Linked DNA regions of Mus musculus: region 1 is linked to region 2. Evidence: chromatin loops called from intact Hi-C (ENCODE). Cell type or tissue: heart. All regions are shown on one strand. Links, peaks and the distances in the headings refer to the core of each region. The heading gives the core; the rest is flanking DNA. Region 1 holds the start of Gm24008 (a small nucleolar RNA gene). Region 2 overlaps Raf1 (v-raf-leukemia viral oncogene 1).

Region 1 (8,332 bases), core at 227-8,226, 80 kb before region 2:
AACAAACAAACTTTAGAGTCTGAAGAGATAGTCCATTCAGTAAGATGCTTGCCAGATAACCATGAGGCCCCAGATTTGATCCCAGCACCCACATAGAAAGCAAAGTGTGATATGTAGTACCAGCCCTCGGGGGTGGGGAGAAAACAGGTGCCTACCGTCCAGCTGGGTAACCAGTCAGCCCCTCGTCTTAGTAAGAGACTCTGTCCCTGACATAAAGAGACTGACTTCAGACTGCTGTGCATAACTGTGCACACACACAGCCGGGCGTGGTGGCGCACGCCTGTAATCCCAGCACTTGGGAGGCAGAGGCAGGCAGATTTCTGAGTTCGAGGCCAGCCTGGTCTACAGAGTGAGTTCCAGAACACCTGGGGCTACACAGAAAAACCCTGTCTCGAAAAAACAAAAAAAACAAACAACAACAACAACAAAAACTGTGCACACACATGAACATACTCACAAGTCCATACAAAACTCAAAACCTTTTAAAATTTAAGAAGAAAAAGAATTGAAGAACCAGGTGTGACAGAAACCTTTAATCCCAGCACTTAGCAGGCAGTGGTAGGAAATAGTTCTGTGAGTTCTAGGCCAGCTGGGCTATAGAGCAAATCCCTAACTCAACAAAGCAAAACAAAATGTTTTAAGGGGCTAAAAGGGGGGGCTGGTGAGATGGCTCAGTGGATAAGAGCACCTGACTGTTCTTCCGAAGGTCCGAAGTTCAAATCCCAGCAACCACATGGTGGCTCACAACCACCCGTAATGAGATCTGATGCCCTCTTCTGGTGTGTCTGAAGACAGCTACAGTGTACTTACATATAAGAAATAAATAAATCTAAAAAAAGGGGGGTGCTAAAAGGGTCAGTGGTTGAATGTTTGCCTGGTATACAAGAGATCCTGGCTTTGAATACCCAGCACTCAAAACAAAGAAAATAAAAAGGTAAAATCTAGGAAGATGGAGAGATGGCTCAGAGGTTAAGAGCACTGACTCCTCCTTCAGAGGAACCACATGGTGGCTCACAACCATCTGTAATGTGACCTGATGCCCTCTTCTGGTGTGCATGAACGCAGCTATGGTGTACTCAAATAAATTGAATAAAAGGAAAAAAATCTATGTTTTACCTTGTATTTTTTCAACCTCAGCTTATTAGTGACCATAAAAGCAGGACATGACCGATAGGTTGAAACCCCCTAGGCATGGGACAAAGCCAGAGGAAGATGGAGGACACAGTCATTTTGGTCCTTGGCAGCCTGGATGCGTCAGAGAGAGGCTAGTTCAGCGCTTTATGCTCCCAGGTCTCCCAGCTCCGCCAAGGGTCTGAGTGGCGCACTCCCTCCCAGCCCAGTCCAGCAGTGACCTTGATGGTTCTCAGGGCCTCTGTACCACCGGAGCTTGGGCGCTGGTTACATCTCAGGCTATGGATTCCAGGAGCTCCCGTCCAAAGTGGGGTCTAAAAGAAAGCATGGAATCCTGAACTGGGCAGACAGGACTGGAAATGAAGGGGCGTTGGCCCTTGGCTGTCCTGGACCCTGGTCATCGAACTTGTGCAGTCATCCACCCACAGGCCAAAGGAACACTGAGTGTGCGCGGAGACCATGCAGGTCAGCCGACACCGGGGGAAAAGGTCAAGCCCGGGAGAACAATGACAGCTGTTTGTCTCAGTTTCCTGAAAGGGACCCAGTTCACATGTTGCTGTTCCCCAAGGCTGAGTGTTGAATGCTTGGTCCTCTTGGTGGAACTACTAGGAAGTGGTGAAATAGTGAGACAATGGAGCCTACAGAGCCTACCAGTGGGTAGAGGATTGTATACCAAGATGGCTTTAGAAAGATCTCTCTAGCTATTCTCTTCAGGCTGTGTGAACAAGACCCTGGTCCTGTAGACAGATCTCCAAGATCAGGATCAGAACTGACCAAGGCCACACTCGGCCTTGGCCACACTGGAACAGAGGGATCCTGAGGCAGACCCATGCCTGGAGACGCAGACACCTCTGACACTCACCTTTAGCTCACAGACTCCCTAATATGGCAGATGGACACACTCACCTTAGGTGGCAAGCAGAGACCTCTCCCACATACTCCCCCCTACCACTCTCCCAACCTGAGGACTTCCAGGATAGCCTTCTGTGGGCCTGGGCACCAGAGGTTTTCCACGGAGATCTCTGTCCAGGCTAGGTGTGAGGGTTCCAGCAAAGAGAAGTGAGTGCAGGCAGGGAGACAAGTCTCTGTGGTGCCTTCCAGGTCGCTTGGTAACTCCAGCTGAGTTGGGTTGGGCTGGGCCAATGAGAAGCCTATCCAGTGAGGAGTGTGGTGGGACCTCAGGTGGCTCTTCAGGAGAGAAGATCTCTTCCCAATGTCACAGCTCTTGGAACAAAAGACTCAGATGAGAAGTAGTTCTCACAAACCTTTAATTCCCTGGACGGATTTATATACAGTCTGGGGGTGATTCAGGGTTTGACAGCAGGTACCTCTCATTGGCTTGGACTGAGAATTTGGGGGAAACCTTATTTGCATGTGGGAAAGCTTGGTGCTGCTTCTACATGACTGATAACAACACACCTCTCCTGTGGGGGCTGTGGGGGCGGTAACTTCGACAGGAGCCAGGAGTCCAGGAACGCCTTCCGTCATATGTAGGTGGAAATTACCACCTACCGGGTCCCACTGGAGTTCAAGATCTACGCTCAACTGGAGACCAGGCTGTCTGTGCGCAGCCCACTGCCCCATAGTCTTCCAACTTCCCCTTCCCTCCTTACATCCTCTCAGACCCAGACTCTCTCTTAACAAGTCTCTGAACATTTAACCTTGCCCTGGCATTGGCTTTCAGAAGGATCCAGACCACCAGAGTAAGCTGTCTTTTCTCTTTTTCTACTGCTTATGACACAGCAAGTAAGGTGTGGCGGCTGTGTCACATGCATGTCGTCAGTGGGTAACAGAGAGGAGAGAGGCCATGTCTATGCCCAGTGTTCTACCTATGAATATCTGAATGTCTGAAAAAATCGAGCTTGAGAGAACAACCATTCTGGTGCCAGGCAGGCCCAGATGGGCTCCCAGGACAGGGAGCAAGCCAGAGACTAGAAGAACCCAGCCTGCAGCTGTCTGCCCCCCGGCAGAAACGGGTCCTAAACAGACAATTCTCAAAAGGGGCCACTCAGGCAAGTGGGGCAAGGAGTGAGCTTGAAATGACTACCGGACCAGCGCCAGGGGGTCCAGTCAAGGAGCTAGCCTGAGATATCCATCAGTCCAGAACCACACCGGCCTGGGTGTGAGCAGACTATGTCTGAGTAGACCCCTGCCCAGCACTGTAATGCACATAGCATTCTTGAGATGACCCAGACACTCAGAGATCCTGGGCACCACTAAGAGGAGCAAGTAAGTGTGGAGAAACGGAGGAGAAAGAGAAGCAGAAGGACGTGGACCCACTGAAGTGAGGCAGAACTGATGTGAGTAACTGGTGATACCACCTGGGACTATTGTGGAGTCCTTGCCTGTGCAGCCACCAAGGACCACGTCTGGATCTGTCGACCTGCAGCAGCAGGGATCTATAATCACCAAAGGTCAAGAGGATGTCCCTGGTCTAGGCTGCCACTAGGGCTGTGTTGATGTCTGAGAGATGTGCAGAATTGGCCCTACCCCTCACTTGGGCATTGTGGGAGATCTGGCCCTGGGAACATGAGAGCAGGAGAGCTGCCCCTGTCCCTACCCAGCTGCAGTGCTTGGGAGAGAGGGCTCCATACATTGCAGGCATTTTGGGTGAGCCAGCCCAATGTGAGTGTGGAAGAGCTCATCTCCCATGTGCTGGCGTGGATGTGGGAGAGAGCGCCTCCTCCCCTCTTGTCCTTCACCACCTTCAGCAGGCAGGAGGAGACCTAGCCCTGGGGGTCGAGAGAGCTGGAGAGCAGTTCTTGGCCCTCACCAGTTGCAGCACTCAAGAGAGCGGGCCCTGTCCCCCCTCTAGGCAGCCAGGTGACCCTGGTGGCCAGGGTAGGGATGAGGCAACCATGAGAGTGTGACAGCAGGAGAGCCGACAGGTTGCTCAGATACCGCCCTGGCCCAGATCCAGGGCTTTGAATTGGCCCACCCCAACATCTACCCCGTTGATGAACTGATGGGGTGCATGAAGGAGCTGATCCTACAGATCCAACACTACAGCTCTCCATGACACAGGGCAACAACAGGATGTCCGAGAGGAGCCCCAGTGAGGATCCAGTATTGCTGGAGTAGCAGAAGCAAGCCAGAGGCCTCATACCAGACCAATGAATCACTGCAATGAACATTTGTTATCAGGGTAGACAGAAGGGTTTACTGTGGGACACATTGTGACACACTTCAACTTCCACAACGAGGAGACTTTTCTTTTTCTCTGTTGGTGGGGAAGTTGCGAGACTGGAAAGCAGGTATGAGGGGAGGGGAAGGCGAGTAGATTAGGGTGCATGATGTGAAATTCACAAAGAACCAATAAAAAGTTAAAGAAGGGAAGAGAGAAAGAGAGAAAAAGAAAGAGAGAAAGAAGGATCTTGTTTTTAAAGACAGGGTCTCTCTGATATGTAGCCCGGCTGTTCTGGAACTCAATAAAGACCATGCTGCTCTTGAACTCAAGAGATCCACCTGCCTCTGCCTTCTGAGTGTTCCAATTAAAGATGTACACCACCACCACACCTAGCATCTGACTGGTCTTATGCCTTGTTTGGTTCAAGACAGGGCTTCTCTGTATAGTCCTTACCATCCTGAAACTCTTTCTGTAGACCAGGCTGGCCTCAAACTCAGAGATTAGCCTGCCTCTGTCGCTTGGGTTCTGAGATTAAAAGTGTGCGACACCACCACCCGGCTAGTATTAAGTTAATTTAACATAAGCTAGAGTTATCTGAAAGGAGGGAACCTCAGTTGAGAAAATGCCTCCATAAGATCCAGCTGTAGGACATTTTCTTAATTAGAGGTTCCAGCCCACTGTGGGTGGTGCTATTCCTGAAGTGGCCATTCTGGGTCCTATAAGAAAGCAGACTGAGTAAACCATGAGGAGCAACCCAGTAAGCAGCACTCATCCATGGCTTCTGCAACAGCTCCTGCCTCCAGGTTCCTGCCCAGTTTGAGTTCCTGTCATGACTTACTTCAATGATGAGCAGTGATATGGAAGTGTAAGCTGAATAAGCCATTTCCAGGGAGGTGTTTTTGATCAAGGTGTTCTGTCATACAGTTAGAAACCCTAAGACACACAGCAAATAAAAAATTTTAAACTAAATAAAGCTGTCATGGCAGTGTGGGCCTGTGATTTCTGGGAAGTCAGGGGCAGGCAGATCTTTGTGAGTTCTAGGGCTATATCAAGAGACCCTGTCAGAGACAAACTGAAAATGTAGAAAGCAAGAAAGGAGGATGCCCTGCCTCTAGCCTGTACATACAGCACACACAGACACCTCCACAGAAGCACACATGTGTAAACCAAACCAACCAAACACCAAAGAAACAAAAACCCCACGAAGAAGAACAACAAAAATTAATAAGCACCTTTTGTTTTGTTTTGTTTTGTTTTGTTTTGTTGAGACAGGGTTTCTCTGTGTAGCCCTGGATGTCCTGGAACTCACTCTGTAGACCAGGCTGGTCTCGAATTCAGAAATCTGCCTGCCTCTGCCTCCCAAGTGCTAGGGTTAAAGGTGTGCGCCACCACCGCCCAGCATAAGCACCTTTTTTGAGACTAGGTCTCACCATGAGCACCAGGCTGGCCTCTAACTCACAGAGATCTGCTTGTCTCTGCCTCCAGAGTATGGGAGTACCACACTTGACAAATTAATTTTTATGAACTTAAACAATGTTCCTTGATTCATTTTTTTTGTTTCTGCTTGTTCATTTGTTTTTGTGCGTAAGTTTTCCTTTTCTTTTCAGAGCCGATGACTGAATCCGGGTCCTTGTACCTGCTAGGCAATTGCTCTGTCACTGAGCTAAACTTCCACCTCTTGATAGACATTTCAGTTCAGATGAAAGTCAGACAACTGACAAATGTGTGAAGGCATGCTGTGGGGGTTTGAATAGGCTTGGCCCCTATAGACTCATGTATTTGAATGCTCGGTCATAGTGAGTGGCACTATCAGGAGGTGTGGCCTTGTTGGAGGAAGTATGTCACTGTGGGGGTGGGGGTTTTGAGGTTATATATGCTCAAGCTCAGCCCAGTGTGGAAGACAGTCTTTTTGCTGCCTTCAGATCAAGATGCAGAACTCTCCAGCTCCTCCAGCACCAGGTCTGCCTGAACCCTGCCATGCTTCCCACCATGATGATAATGGACTAAACCTCTGAAACTGTAAGCCAGCTCCAATTGCCTTGGTCATGGTGTCTCTTCACAACAATAAAACTCGAAGACACATACTTAATATACTGTATTATATGGAATCATTAAAATGACCATGGGCTACACACCCTCAAGAGAGGTGACAATTACTATCTGGTGATACAAAATGTTGCTGAGTGGAGCAGTGGGAATGAACAGTGTGCTGGGCAGGATCAGCCAGGCATTTGTTCAGCCACTCTGGAAAACTCTCTGGCATTATCTAGTACAGCCAGCCAGAGATACACTGTCTAGGTATACCTAGATACACTGTCACATCGATACCCAAGAGAGAAGCACAGCCTCATGCAACAGAGCATAAGGGAAGACAGAAGACTCGAAGCAGCGCTGTGCAAGACAGCCCCAATCTGAAAGTAGTCCAAATGTCCCTGAGCAGAATGAAATTATTGTATAGTCATGTACTGAAATATTATACAGCAGTGCCAGCGAGATGACTTAGCAGGTAAGAGAGCTTAGCACCCAGGCCTAGCAAAACTGAATTCCATCCCCAGGAACCACACGGTGGGAGGAGAGAAACAATTCCGTGGCATAGCCCTCTGACCTCCATGTCTACGCTGTGGCGTGGACAGCTGAATCCCCACATCATACATTCACATACTAATTATTAATTTTAAAAGAAAATGAGAAAGCACATTTTCATGTAATAGCATTGATGAACCTCACAAACATAGTGTGATAGATCATTTTAATTTTTTAAAATTATGTGTGTGTCTGTGTGGAAGTATGTATACATGAGTGCCCGGTACCTTCAGAAGTCAGAAGAGGGTGTCAGATCCCCTGGGACTGGAGTTCCTGGCAGTAGTGAGCAAACCACCCAGTGGGTGCTGAGGATTGAACTCTGGGCCTCTGCAAGATCCGTAATCACTCTCAATGGCCGAGCCTTCTCTCCAGTGCCCATAAACATTAGATTGAATGAAATGTGTGACTTTATTTACACAAACTTCCCATTTTTAAATATGTATTCTGATAATTAAGCACAAAGCAAAAAGAATGCAGGCACAGCCCTGCAGATCCGGGAGATGTATGATTTCCTGGGCAGTCAATGTCTGATTGAATAAGGGAGTGGCAAAGTCCTCTGTCTTTGTTTTTTGTTTGTTTGTTTAGTTTAGTTTTTCTAGACAGGGTTTCTCTGTAACAAAGCCCTGGCTGTCCTGGACTCGATTTATAGACTAGGCTGCTGCCCTTGAACTGACAGAGACCCACCTGTCTCTGCCTCTGCCTCTGCCTCTGCCTCTGCCTCTGCCTCTGCCTCCTCTGCCTCTGCCTCTGCCTCTGCCTCTGCCTCTGCCTCTGCCTCTGCCTCTGCCTCTGCCTCTGCCTCTGCCTCTGCCTCTGCCTCTGCCTCTGCCTCTGCCTCTGCCTCTGCCTCTGCCTCCCAAGGGCCACCAAGCCCCTCTCATTTCTTTAGTTTTTAAGATACAGAATCTACAGGTAGCACAGGTTGTCCTCAGACTCAAATCCTCTTGTCTCTGAAAACTGAGTGCTGGGATTAAAGGCATGCCAGACTTCTGGATACTTTTCTACGTATTCCATGATAAAAATTAAGTAGAGAGATGAGTTAGTGATTAAGTGTGCATGTTGCTCTTCCAGGGAACCCGGGTTCTGTTCCCCACACCTACATTGAGCTGCTCACAGTGACCTGCAACTCCAGTTCCAGGAAGATCCAACATGTGTGGTCTCTGAGGCCGCCTGCATCCACATGTACACGCGCGCCCATGTGTGTGTGTGTGACAGAGAGGGAAAGTCAGAGAAGGAAAGAAACAGAGGGAGAAAAGGGAGAGAGAGAGAGAGAGAGAGAGAGAGAGAGAGAGAGAGAGAGAGAGAGAGAGAGAGAGGAGGGAAGTGGAGGGAAGTGGAGGGAGTAAGTTTGAAACCATGAACTTTGCTCTTCTGGACACAAGAGGGGGTGCTAACCGGTGACCAGCTAAGGAAACCAGGTTTCCTAGCAACAGAGAAAAACATTGAGCAGGAAGTTTCTAAGATTCAGTCGATGGATTTCAGCTCTGCACC
Region 2 (8,332 bases), core at 296-8,295:
TAAGAATATACCAGTGAGTTCTGCTCACAGAGCAAACATTTATAAACAGTTTTGGTAAATAATAAATGTCGCACTGAGAATTAATCAAGTTTGTTTGCTGGGGGGAAGGGGAATAGACAGTTTTGGCTGGAGTGTCAGGTAAGGACTCTTTAAAAGGCTGTCTTGGTTGAGACAGATAGTGAAAAGGCTATTTGATTGTTTTTGGGGTTTTCATCCTTTTGGGTGAAGGGAATAAGAAATTCTGAGGTATGAAAATTGGCCTGTTCTGGTGGGTTTGTCTGTTTTCTTTTCTTTCTTTTCTTTTTTGTTTTTGTTTTTGTTTTTGAGACAGGGTTTCTCTGTATAGCCCTGGCTGTCCTGGAACTCACTCTGTAGACCAGGCTGGCCTCGAATTCAGAAATCCACCTGCCTCTGCCTTCCGAGTGCGCCACTACCGCCTGGCTGTCTGTTTTCTTTTTAAGACAAGGTTTCACTATGTAGCCCTGGCTGTCTGGGAACTGAGTATTTAGACCAGGATGGCCTCACATACCTGTCTCTGCCTTCCAAGTGTTAGGATTAAAAGTGTGTCCATCATTACTGGTATGATGGGTATGTTCTGAAAGCAGTCTTAGGGGCTTGATTAAGGAGTTTAGATTTTATTCTGAGTTTTCAGCAAGAGGGTGACATGATGAGCTGCTGTTTAAAGATTGTTTTGGTGATAAAAAACAGCCCCTACGATGTCAGATTTTTAGTAGGTAGTACATTCTGATTCTTCTCCAGAAAGTTGACCGAGATTTAAAATACCACATAGTGATCTTGATTAACTTTCCAAACCGACTCTGCTTTCCTGACTTTAAGGTTACAGATGTTCCATTATGTGTGCTGGGCTTTGTTCCTGCACCCCTATAACACAGTCTGCATTTGCTCAGGCCCCTCATATAGAGGACATAGTATTTACATGGGCTCTGCATATGTCTCTGATGTTTAAGTCCACTTCACCCAGAGAACTCAGGCTTGTTAATCTCTCTCTCTCTCTCTCTCTCTCTCTCTCTCTCTCTCTCTCTCTCACACACACACACACATACACTTTTTGATTTACAATTGGTTGAGTCTATGGCTGTGGACCTACAGGTGTGGCACAGGAGTATGGTTGCAGTCAATCCTTAATTCATTTCCTGGGCTGAGAGTCAGCACATAGTGGGGAGTCAGGTAGAAAGTTCTGGTTGAAAATGGAGTATAGGTTACATTTTCTTTAATTCTAGGACATTTTATCCCTGACTAAGTGATTTGTGTGTCAGGACTGTATGTGAGACAGTAAGAGCTGTAGAGTCAGAGCTCCTCATGTGTGTATCTTAGCCTGTACACTCAGAAGTATGTTGTAAGAATTTTCTGTGCTTTAGATGGGATATCACTTCTACTTAGTATCTAACTGTACGTATTAAGGTGGATAATAGGAATGAGGCATGTATATACATAAATTTGCGTATGTGCTATGTATGCACGCACATATGCTCTGTATCCCACCCCATAATAGAGGCTCCTGGTGAGTTCTAGCTCCTGCTGGATAAGACAAAAGAAGTGTCTGACATAAGGCTCAAAGGGAGATTCTCACAGTTTTCTAAAGGAGGAGAGCCATTACTTTGTCTCCTTGCTGACTTGCAAGTGTCTGGGCGTTAGTCTTATACCTGAGGCGCGTTCCATAGTTAACACATATGTGTTCCATAGTTAACACATCAGATTAAGCTGGTTAGATGGCCAGTCTGCTGCTTTGGTTCTGCACTCAAACTAAACCCTGAATATTACAATGGAAAACTCAGACTTTGTAAGTAGATATGGAATCTGGGAGTTTGGGGGCAGCAGCTAGGATGATTTCTTACAAAGAGTAGAAGGAAGAAATAAATCACTATATTTCTTTCCTGACTAACTTGCTCACAGATTACAAAAAAAGCCATAAACCACTGTTTTCACAACTTTCTATATTGTGTTCTTGGGTTAAGTACTTTTCTTCTAGAATTATAATTATTTGTCTTTCAGGTATAAGTATTGTTTAAACTGCATCAATGGAGCACATACAGGGAGCTTGGAAGACGATCAGCAATGGCTTTGGACTCAAAGATGCGGTGTTTGATGGCTCCAGCTGCATCTCCCCTACCATTGTTCAGCAGTTTGGCTATCAGCGCCGGGCCTCAGATGATGGCAAGCTCACGGATTCTTCTAAGACAAGCAATACTATCCGGGTTTTCTTGCCGAATAAGCAAAGGACTGTGGTATGTGACCCTAGAAAATGTAGTTCTCTTACCTTTGGAGACTGTGCTATGCTGTCCAGTTTATAGATGGGAGAATCTCCTTGTCACTTGGGATCTCTGTTAATCGTTTTTTTTTTTTTAACTCCCCCAAGTGAAGATTTATTTTTATTTTTAAAAAGACTTATTTGGGGTTTGAGATGGCTCAGTGGTTAAGAGAACTGACTGCTTTTCCAGAGGTCACGAGGTCAAATCCCAGCAACCAACCACAATGGTGGCTTACAACCATCTGTAATGAGAAGCAAATAATAAAAACCTATGGGCTGGATGTGGGGGAGGGGGAGGTGGAAAGAGCTGGGCCGGAGCAAGAGGGAGAAGGAAATGGGGGGAAAAAAGAAAAAAAAAAGACCTATTTGTTTTATGTCTCTCTCTCTATATATAAGTGTTCTGTCTTCATGCATACCAAAAGAGGGAATCAAATCCTATTACAGGTGGTTGGGAGCCAGCATGGGTGCTGGAGATCAAACTCAGGACCTGTAGAAGAACAGTCAGCCGCTCAGATTTACTTTATGAAATCACTGTTCTGCTCACTCTCTACTGCCTTCAAACGTGGCCCACAAAAGCCTTTTTCTGCATCTTTATTTTTGGGTGAGGAGGAGAGGCTATTTCTGATACTTTTTTTTCTTTTGAAATATTTTTAAAATTGTATTTATTAATTTTGTGTGTGTTCATGTGTGTGTGGTGCTTGCATATGTGTACTGCTACAGTATGACATGGAGGCCAGAGCACAGCTTGTATGAGGAGATTTCCTCTTCCATTACCACATGGTCCCTGGTGCTGAGCTCAGACGGTCCAGGTGTGGCAGCAGCTGTTTGCCTCCAGAGCATCTTGTTAGCCTTTTTTTTTTTTTTTTTTGGGAGAAGTTTTTTTTTCTTCTTCTTTTAGTTTCCAAGCTAATTAAAACTAATTAAAGAAAGTGGGGAAAGAGACATTTATTCTTCTGTGAATGCAAAGTATTGACTTAATTTTTGAGATTGCATTAAATATGAGGAAAATACAATTTTCTGGGTTATTTTACTTTAGGAAAAAAGTCTAGATTTTTAATTTTGAAAAAAATTTAGTTTTTGTTTTATGTGAGTGGGTGTTTGCTACCTGCCATGTATGTCTGTGTGCCAGTGTGTTCAGAGCGCATAGAGGCTGGGAGAGGACACTGGATTCCCTGGAACTGGAGTTACAAACTGTTATGAGCTGCTACGTGGTGCTGGGAATTAAATGTGGCTGCTCTGCAAGAAAAGCCAGTGCTTTTAACTACTAGGCTGTCTCTCCATCTCCTAGGAAAAGATATTTTATTATTTTATAGGCCCAAGATAGATTTTTAGGTTGCTTAAGAAGAAACTCCTGCCTTGTCTCTTCTCAGGGCACAAAATATTTTTGCATTTTTCCATGGAATCAATGACAGGTCCATGTTGGAACCAGATGTTGTCAACAGGATTTTCTGACAGGAAACCCCATTATTTTCTAAGGACCCACTGCTCAAAACCCTTTACTGTTCTGAACTTTAAAAGCAAAAAACCAGTTTGACTGAAACAGAAAAGTGAAGTTATATTGGTTTTTGTTTGTCAGGTCTTGTTTAACCTAAATTTAAAACTTGTCCATCCTTGTGGAGCACAGTATGAGACATTTGTTTGTTCCTAAGGTTGGGAGGCCAGCCAGAGCTTTCTTGGTTTTCTTCTGACAGTCCCCTCTGGTTCTTCTTTTCTTTTCTTTTCTTTTCTTTTCTTTTCTTTTCTTTTCTTTTCTTTTCTTTCCTCTTCCTCTTCCTCTTCCTCTTCCTCTTCCTCTTCCTCTTCCTCTTCCTCTTCCTCCTCCTCCTCCTCCTCCTCCTCCTCCTCCTCCTCCTCCTCCTTCTCTTCTCTTCTCTTCTCTTCTCTTCTCTTCTCTTCTCTTCTCTTCTCTTCTCTTCTCTTCTCTTCTCTTTTTCTGTTTTTTTGAGACAGGGTTTCTCTGTGTAGCCCTGGCTGTCCTGGAACTCACTCTGTAGACCAGGCTGGCCTGTAACTCGGAAATCTGCCTGCCTCCGCCTCCCAAGTGCTGAGATTAAAGATGTGTGCCACCACTGCCTGGCCCCCTCTGGTTTTTCTAGTTGATTCCTTCATCCTTATTTATTTTGTTTGTGTGGTTTGTACCTGAGTGTATGTCAGTGTACCATGTATACACAGCATCCATAGAAGCCAGAAGAGGACATTAAATTCTCTAGATCTGAAGTTTGGGCTACCCAGTGCTTTCAGGGTTCATAGGCAGCTTAGTATGAGATTCAAAAGAAATTAATTTTTTAATTAATTAATTCATTTTATTTATTTTTTAAAGAAGAAGGTTGCTGAGTAGCTACCTTAAGATTAGGGACACGGTATTTGTGCCAGTTAGTTGTGCTGGCTGCTGCTTCTCCTTTCACTATTTCTCCACTTACTTTTCCACTCTGGAGTCCAGATTCACAGATGAGGTATTTTAGGAACAAATCTGAAGTGCCAACATTAGATCATAGACCTTCTAGCTTGTGCTCCCTTCCCTGGATCCAGAACTTTGAGTTGTAGGTTGTCTAGGGCATTCCTCCAAGACAGGACCATGTTGGCTAGGTCATATGGAACCTCCCACTTCCCCTAAGCCTGTAAGAACCTGAGAACCTGGCCTTTGTTCTTCTTGACTGAAGATACCCTTTCTGTCTCCCTTGTTGCACTTCTGTAGTACAATAACTATTCCAACTCTCCTAATACCGTCATCCTTCTTTAGGGCTACAATGGCTGGTTATGCCTGTGAGCTCATAACTGGTGGATAAAATTCTTTCAAATGTGTCATGTCTCCACCAACCTGCAGTAATTTCGAATAGCCAGCAGATCTTTTTAGCTTATTTCTCCAGGGATAAAAAAGAAAATCTTCACTTGTTAGTATTGCTTTGTACAAGCAAAGCCATTTTAATATTAAAAGAGTAAAAAGGGTTATTTCAAGATGAGAATGGATTCTGTTCGAATGGATTGTGTATCACATGACAGATAATTCAGCATTTCATAGATGGAGTTACTCTTCATGGTGCTGAACACTGCAATTTAGAACCAGATTTAATACTTGTTTCGGGTCCATTTGTAGATGTTAAAAACTAAGAGCCATTGAGGCTGCAGAGATGGCTCTACAGTTAAGAGGGTCCTGGAGTTCAACTAGAAGCACCCCAGTTAAGCAGCCCACACTCTCCTGCTCCAGGGAATATTACATGTATAGCCTCTGTTACAGTGCACATGCATTTATGTACACCTTTCTCTGGGAAAACCAGTGGTGGAAAGTGTCTTCTGGCAGCCAGTACCCTCAGGCAGCCAGCACTCCCCATCCTAGAGTGGCTTCCCAGGATTTCTCTTCTTACAGCTCAGTGAGACACCATTGACCAAATCACAGTGTGAATCTGGTGGCAGGAGAGACAGACTGAGGATGTGTTTAACCGAAACGATTTTAGAAGGATACTTGTCTTTAGAAGAATAATAGTCTTTTAATGTTTCTTGACATTTTGTTTTCTAAACATGCACGTCTCTCTGACTGCTGCTTCTCATTGTTACTGGACAAGTGAGTTACTAGAGTTGAGAACTGCTGCCCTTACAACCAACCACCTGGCAGTCAGGAATAGACACAGGTTCTTGGAAGCAGACTCCTTGGATGTGTTGTACAGGAGGCTAGGGAGACTCTTTTACAAACCCCTTGGCTGCTTCCCATGCTGTCTACATCTGGGGACATTAGTGGAGTAGAGAATAGATTAAGAGCTGTTCAGCTCTTAGAATCTGTTGTGACTTCTATTGGAAATATTAAAATAACCACATATCACTTTACAGTTTTGAAAGCTATGCTCTGCAGTATAGGTGCATGAGTCTGTCAATGTGTGAGTTTAGCACTCTTTGTTTTAGCACTTTCTTTTCTCATGTCTTTATAGCTCAGATCTCTAGTGCAGGCATGTCTGCCTCGTTTTGCTACACACTAGTAAGATGTTATAAGGGTAAATACCTATGAAAGTAAAGAGCTTACAGTAACAGTTCTGGTATGTTTATCACCTGGCTTACCCTTGGCTGATCATAGCAGTTCTTTTTGTCTGTTTCCACCCACACCTTTTCATTTGTTTTGATACAAATCCTAGATAGCGTTTGTCTGAACTAGTTTGGTATGTCCAAGGAACTTTTTTCTTTAGACAGAGTCTAACTCTGTAGTCTATACTGGACTTAAACTCAAAGCAGCCATCTGTTTGAAACTCTTAAATGTTGGGAATAGATGCAAACCACCATGAAGCTATTAGAAACTTACATAATGTTAATTGTTTAAATAGGCAACATGATTTACAAGTATGGGTGACTTCTGCCCCTGTCTAGTTCCCCAGTTCTTTCCCTTAGTATGCCTGTGATAAAAAAGGTTTATCAACTTGAAGAATCAGATGGCCTCATCCACACCAAAGGAGGAGTTTGCTTATTTATTTATTTATTTATTTATTTACATCAGATCTCATTACGGATGGTTGTGAGCCACCATGTAGTTGCTGGGATTTGAACTTGGGACCTTCGAAAGAGCAGTTTGCGCTCTTAACCACTGAGCCACCTCGCCAGCCCAAGGAGGAGCTTTTAAAGCTTAGAAAACCCTTTTCTTTTTTCTGTCACTAAAGTGGAGGAACTCTGATCCCCCGCTTCCTACTCACCCTCACTGCTTTGACATTTGTTAGGAAGATCATCTCTCCATTTTGTTGAAAGTGGGCTCATCTCATGTGTGTTTCACCTTCTGTCCATGCTTCTGTGCACTTATGTGCACTCTTGCAAGGCCAGATAACTAAATGTGCTAAGTATCCCTCCATACCACTTAAAATTATTTTAAAAACGTATTTGTGTGTGTGTGTGTGTGTGTGTGTGTGTGTGTGTGTGTGTGTGTGTGTATGTATGTATACATACGTGTGTATACACTCGTGCATGTGTGCTCCATGGTGCATTTGTGGAGATCAGAGAATAGATAACTTCTGGGAGTTAGTGTCTGCTTCCACCATATTTGTCTCAGGGATTGAACTTAAGTTGTCAGGCTTGGCGGGAAGCACCTGCCCTCTAATTTTAATAGCAAGGTGTATGTCTTTCTAACCCACACAGCATACATAAACATATACTGGTTTCCCCACCTTTAAAATAGTCTTACTCTTGAGCGGAGGCTTTGGCTGCGGGGGAAGGAGGACTATGAAGCTTCCGAATATCCTGCTCACCGGTACACCAGGGGTTGGAAAAACCACTCTAGGCAAAGAACTTGCATCAAGATCAGGCCTGAAGTATGTTAACGTGGAGATCTAGCTCGAGAAGTCTGATTAGCGGATATCATGGAGTCTGGCAAGATGGCGTCTCCCAAGAGCATGCTGAAAGATGCACAGATGATGGCACAAATCCTGAAGGATATGGGGATTACAGAATATGAGCCAAGAGTTATAAATCAGGTGCTGGAGTTTGCCTTCCGATATGTGACCACAATTCTAGATGATGCTAAAATCTATTCCAGCCATGCTAAGAAAGCTACTGTTGATGCAGATGACGTACGACTGGCAATCCAGTGCCGTGCTGACCAGTCTTTCACTTCTCCGTCCCCGAGAGATTTCTTGTTAGATATTGCACGACAAAGAAATCAAACTCCTTTGCCACTGATCAAGCCATATTCAGGTCCTAGATTGCCACCTGATAGATATTGCTTAACTGCCCCAAACTGTAGGCTTAAGTCTTTACAGAAAAAGGCACCTGCTCCTGCAGGAAGAATAACAGTTCCAAGGTTAAGTGTTGGTTCAGTTTCTAGTAGACCAAGTACTCCCACCCTAAGTACACCGACTCCACAAACCATGTCTGTTTCAACTAAAGTAGGCACCCCAATGTCCCTCACAGGACAGAGGTTTACAGTACAGATGGCTGCGTCTCAGTCCCCTGCTGTAAAAGGTTCTATACCTGCAACATCAACAGTTCAGAATGTTCTTATTAATCCATTGTTAATTGGGTCCAAAAACATTCTTATTACTACTAATATGGTATCACAAAATACAGCCGAGTCAGCAAATGCACTGAAATGAAAAC

Evidence for each region. Peaks named below come from ENCODE experiments on the same cell type or tissue, not always from the same donor. Only the 100,000 strongest peaks of a DNase experiment are listed, where the experiment ranks them.
Region 1: it touches region 2 in a loop (2.1-fold over the local background); 4 of 42 quality-filtered maps call a loop at or near these places.

The regions. Positions count from the first base shown.
Region 1 is chr6:115,718,359-115,726,690 of GRCm38, reverse strand. It overlaps Gm24008 (a small nucleolar RNA gene), which reads left to right and starts at 2,859; the gene lies at 2,859-2,996. In heart, for the core only: no CTCF peak of the experiment used is centred there; a DNase peak (open chromatin) is centred at 4,200; H3K4me3 peaks cover 266 bases; H3K27ac peaks cover 774 bases.
Region 2 is chr6:115,638,324-115,646,655 of GRCm38, reverse strand. It overlaps Raf1 (v-raf-leukemia viral oncogene 1), which reads left to right. Exons shown (of 17, transcript NM_029780.4): 2 at 2,014-2,246. The coding sequence starts at 2,040. It also overlaps the pseudogene Gm14335. Among named protein-coding and RNA genes, the nearest start is that of D830050J10Rik, 33 kb to the left of the region's middle. In heart, for the core only: no CTCF peak of the experiment used is centred there; no DNase peak of the experiment used is centred there.